Regions from separate parts of the Homo sapiens genome. Here region 1 is linked to region 2. Evidence: chromatin loops called from intact Hi-C (ENCODE). Cell type or tissue: dorsolateral prefrontal cortex. All regions are shown on one strand.

The links. Peaks named below come from ENCODE experiments on the same cell type or tissue, not always from the same donor. Only the 100,000 strongest peaks of a DNase experiment are listed, where the experiment ranks them.
Region 1: a loop joins it to region 2, with 2.5 times the contacts of the local background. A loop is called at or near these places in 17 of 110 quality-filtered maps.

What each region holds. Positions count from the first base shown.
Region 1 is chr22:40,897,761-40,900,260 of GRCh38, reverse strand. All of the region lies in intron 4 of XPNPEP3 (X-prolyl aminopeptidase 3), which reads right to left. Among named protein-coding and RNA genes, the nearest start is that of DNAJB7, 37 kb to the right of the region's middle. In dorsolateral prefrontal cortex, CTCF peaks have their summits at 812 and 1,013; no DNase peak of the experiment used is centred here; H3K4me3 peaks cover 363 bases.
Region 2 is chr22:40,425,508-40,428,007 of GRCh38, reverse strand. All of the region lies in intron 7 of MRTFA (myocardin related transcription factor A), which reads left to right. Among named protein-coding and RNA genes, the nearest start is that of SGSM3, 56 kb to the right of the region's middle. In dorsolateral prefrontal cortex, no CTCF peak of the experiment used is centred here; a DNase peak (open chromatin) is centred at 1,147; H3K4me3 peaks cover 965 bases; H3K27ac peaks cover 2,500 bases.

The sequences.
Region 1 (2,500 bases), 470 kb before region 2:
AGTTTTAAACATTGATAAATTCTAATTTATCTACTTTTTCTTTTGTTGCCTGTGCTTTCGGTATCATCTTTAAGAATCCTTTGGCAAATCTAAGGTCATGAAGATTCACCCTTATGTTTTTTCCTAATAGTTTTATAATTTGAGCTCTTAAGTTTAGGTCACTGATCCATTTTATTTATGTATTTATTTAATTTGTGAGATAGAGTCTTGCTCTGTTGCCCAGGCTGGAATGCAGTGGTGTAATCTTGGCTCACTGCAATCTCCGCCTCCTAGGTTCAAGTGATTCTCCTATCACCACAGTGCAGCCTGGGAACAAAGGGAGACTGCCTCCCGAGTATTCGGGATTACAGGCATATGCCACCACACCTGGCTAATTAAGTTAATTTTTAGATAAGGTGTGAAGTAGGGGTACAACTTCATTCCTTTTTTTTTTTTTTTTTTTTGAGATAGAGTCTCGCTCTGTCACCAGGCTGGAGTGCAGTAGCGTGATCTCCGCTCACTGCAACCTCCACCTCCCAGGTTCAAGCAATTCTCCTGTCTCAGCCTCCCAAGTAGCTGGGATTACAGGCGCCCACCACCACATCCAGCTAATTTTTGTATTTTTAGTAGAGATGAGGTATCACCATGTTGGCCAGGATGGTCTTATCTCTTGACCTCGTGATCCACCTACCTTGGCCTCCCAAAATGCTGGGATTACAGGTGTGAGCCACTGTGCCCGGGCACAACTTCATTCTTTTGCATATGGATATCCATCTGTCCCAGCAGAACTGACTCATTTTTAAAAAAATTCATCCTTGGTTTGATATGGCACATGCTTTGAAATCATGGAATGTGGAAATGATAGACCCTGAACTTCACGAGCTAGCAAAATGGATTGGGAGGGAATTCTGAATCGCTGGTAGGTCTGCTAAATATTCAATAGTTTGGTTAGTGCCTTCAGTGCTGGCTGAAAGTAAGCTCAGAATCTCTTTTAGATGAGCTTCTTTTTGATCAACAGATGGAGCTCTAACCCAAAGAAACTGGGCTACTATCATTTTTTTGATGAGTCAGCTGAGACCAACCACAGCTAAAATAATTCGAGTGGCAAGTTGACAGCGATGGGTAAAAAACCATGGACATAAGGGGCTATTCAGTGAAGAAAATGAGCCATTTTCTAGACTATTACATGCAATACCCTGAGGAACTCTTTAAAAATGGTTCCTGAGAATTTTAGATCAAAGAACAGTATCTCTCATTTTGAATATTGCTGAGTGAGAAAGGTTTGCAGGGAAACCCCTAGTTTATTAAAATGGATGAAGGGAGGGGCCTATCATATGTATCTAGATATGGGCAACTGTCCTGCCCCTCCCTCATCACATAGTCAGTGCCTCCTGAAGCTACAGAAATGCTGTGGATGCAGACAGTACGGTTCTGGTTGTATGAGGACATAAATGAACTCCATTATGGGATACCCCTCACCCAGGTTATGAATGATACTGTGATAAAAGGCATCCACCAGCATGAACTTCATATGTGACTTTGCTGTTAGATCTCAGGAAGATGTAAAAAGGCAGTTTAAGATCTTTTATCCCAACTTCCTGGATAATAAAAAGATAGTAAGTTTAGGACTTTATAAAAGAAATAAAATCAAGAAAGAAATGGGGCATGAAAAAGAATAAGGTTAGACCCTTAGTTTATACCATATATAAATATTAACTCAAAATGGGTCGGCCGGGCGCGGTGGCTCACGCCTGTAATCCCAGCACTTTGGGAGGCCGAGGCGGGTGGATCATGAGGTCAGGAGATCAAGACCATCCTGGCTAACAAGGTGAAACCCCGTCTCTACTAAAAATACAAAAAATTAGCCGGGCGCGGTGGCGGGCGCCTGTAGTCCCAGCTACTCGGGAGGCTGAGGCAGGAGAATGGCGTGAACCCGGGAAGCGGAGCTTGCAGTGAGCCGAGATTGCGCCACTGCAGTCCGCAGTCCGACCTGGGCGACAGAGCGAGACTCCGTCTCAAAAAAAAAAAAAAAAAAAAAAAAAAAAAAAAAAAAAAATGGGTCAAAGACCTAAACATAAAACATAAAACTCTTAGAAGAAAACATAGGGGAATACCTTTATGACACTGGATTTGGTAATATTTTCTTGGATATGACACCAAAAGCACAGTTAACAACAACAAAAAAACTGGACTTTATAAAAATTAAAACATTTTGAGCATTAAAGGACGCTATGAATAGTAAAAAGCCAACCCTCATAATGGGAGAATATTTGCAAACCATATACCGGATTAAGAGTTAATATCAAAAACATATAAGGAATTCCCACAACTCAACAACAAAAAAATCCAGCCCAATTTAAAAAATGGGCAAAGGAACTGAACAGGTATTTCTCCAAATAAGATATACAAATAACCAATAAACACATGAAAATATGCTGAACATCACTAGCTGTTAATGAAATGCAAATAAAAACTATGAGATGTCATTTCACACTCATTAAGATGGCTAGTACTCAAAAGG
Region 2 (2,500 bases):
GAATGGTGGTATTGGAACTTCCCTGCCCTCTCCTGGCCTTCACCCTCCCAGTAGCTAGAGAAACTCATCAAATCCTGTTATCCAAGAGTTTTTATAGAGCTTGATCTCAGAGCCCCCACTCTATGTCCTACATACCCACCCCCACTTTCCTGGAGGTTGGTGGATGGCGCTGATATTTCCAGTCCTCTAATCCTCTAATCACTTGGTGTCTCTGGTGACTGGCCCAATCCTTAGTCTCTCCCAGATTATCACATTAGCATAAGCTCAGGTGTTGTGGAAAGGGGCTTGTTATACATAACTGAAGATACTTCTGACCTTAAGGAAATTCCAAGGGTTTTAGCTGCTCTGTGATGAGAACTGGGGGACAAAAACCAAATATATTTATTATCCTACTCTTAGATTTTGGTGATAATTGGTACAGACATGTCTCCTTCGCTGCAGTGGGCCCAAGATCCGATCCCTGACAAGACAGCACCTGCCTGCCCCTCCTGAGGCAGCTGTGCCTTCAGAGAAAGAGGCTCAGGGTTTCCTCTAACATGAGTTTTAGTTTTGGGCAGAGGGGAAACACTGCAGCAGACCCCCAACGCATGCTGAATTAGGCTTTGGGCCCTGATTAGAGGTGACTGGCAGTTTCTAGGGCCTCCTCTGCATTGTAGCCACCCTACTGGAGGCTGGCCCACACTGGGCCCGGAGGAGCCCTTTCCCCATGTTGATACAGTAGCTCTTATAATTCACAGATTTTCCCTGGCGTTCATCCTGCCTCATCTCAGTGGTTTCCTCCGTGTATTCCTCAGCAGCCCCTAGTTATAGGCCAGTGTAGGGGCCAAGCCAGTTCTGGATGCTGCAGCCAGCCACAGTCTGATAAATGTGTGCTGAGACTCAGCAGTGTGCCAGGCCATGTGAAGTCCTGATGTCACAAAGATGAATAAAATATGACTTGTGCGCTAAAAGAATTCACGTAGGTCTGATGTGAGAAGACTAATGTATAAACAACTGATTTCTGAGTCTGGTTCCCAGTCAGATGCCAGTGCTGCCTGGTAGGAAGGCCATGGCCCTGTGACATTGTCTCTGAGTCACCTGCCTTGTGCGACTGCTTGCAGGATCACACACGATGATGGATGGTCCTTGGCGCCTAGAGAGACTCACACAATGGTTGCTGCTGTTGTCAGCAATAACACTCATTCTAGACCAGCTGGCAGCTGCTGTAATGGACAGTGTAACAATGGATATGTGTGTGTCAGTGCTGTGGGAGCTCAGCAGAGGGACTTCTCTCAGGGATGGGAACAGGTGTTGGTGGCCAGGGAAGTACCCACACTATAGCACGTCTGGGGGCAGCTTGGAGGCTGGGTCAGAGTTTGCCAAGTGGAAAAGGTACAGAGGTACAAGAGGGAACAGCATGGGCAGTGGCTTGGAGGCCTGGCTGAACACAGCTTGTTTGTTTGAGGAATTTGGCAATGGGGTGATTGTTGGGGACTTTAAGGAGCACAGAGCATTTGCCAGCAAAAACCAGATTGTACAGTTGAGTAGGAGAGAAGGAGGTGGTGATGGCAAATGTAGCTCATTTGCTCAATAGTTCTGTGGAGAAGGAAAGCAGAGGCAGGTGCTGGCTTAAGGAGGGATTTTCAGGCTGGATGCAATGGAGCAGGTTTTTGGGCTGAGAGGAAAGAGTCAAGGAGATGAGAGGATGGGCACCTTCAGAGGAAGAGGAGGGAGGAGGACGAGGAAATGGAACCCTGGCTGAGGTGGAGGTTTGGCTCAGGAGAGGCAAAGCTGGGAAGGAAGTTTGGCTCAGATGAGTGGGAAGGAAGCGGGCAGTGGGAGAAGGGGGAGCGGACCGTTCTGAGGCCTGAGAAAAGGGCTGATGGGGGTTGGGGTCTTCCCCACACATCTAAGCTCCCCATCCCACCCTTCCTCCAGGCCCCTCAGTTATCGTCAAGGTTCACTTTAAGTCCTGTCCTCCAGGAAGACTTCTCTGAGTCTCTCCTCAGTGTGCCCTTAGCTTCTGTGTTTTCTCTCTAGCAGAGCATTCACTGGGCTCCAAGGCAACTGGACCATAAACTCCTGGAGGGCAGGGACCCCATCTTTGTTCCCAGGATGTGACTGTGAGTGGAGAGAGAAATAGTCTGTAGTGACCCTGGCCTGTACCAGCCCTGGGTTTTCCACAGTACGGCCAGCAGCTTCCTTGGGTTGGACTAATCTGGGGGAAGCTACAGTTCCTCCACCCTTGCTCACCGTTGTCAGTACTGGCTGCCATGGGGCTGCTGTCCCAAATCAGATGCCGTTGCCGGAAGTAGGAGATTGTGGGGGAAATCTAGCCGTGTGTCTGGCATGAAGTACACATGGTCAGCAAGCCCTGTTCTGTGTGTTGCATACTTGCCCCTGCTGGGACAGATGAGGGGACAGAGGAGCAAGCCACCACCACAGTCGCCAGTAAGGAAGAAGCTCAGATGCATCCTTCCCAGGTCCTGAGGGAGGAGAGAGCCTCAGGTCCTGGCCCTGG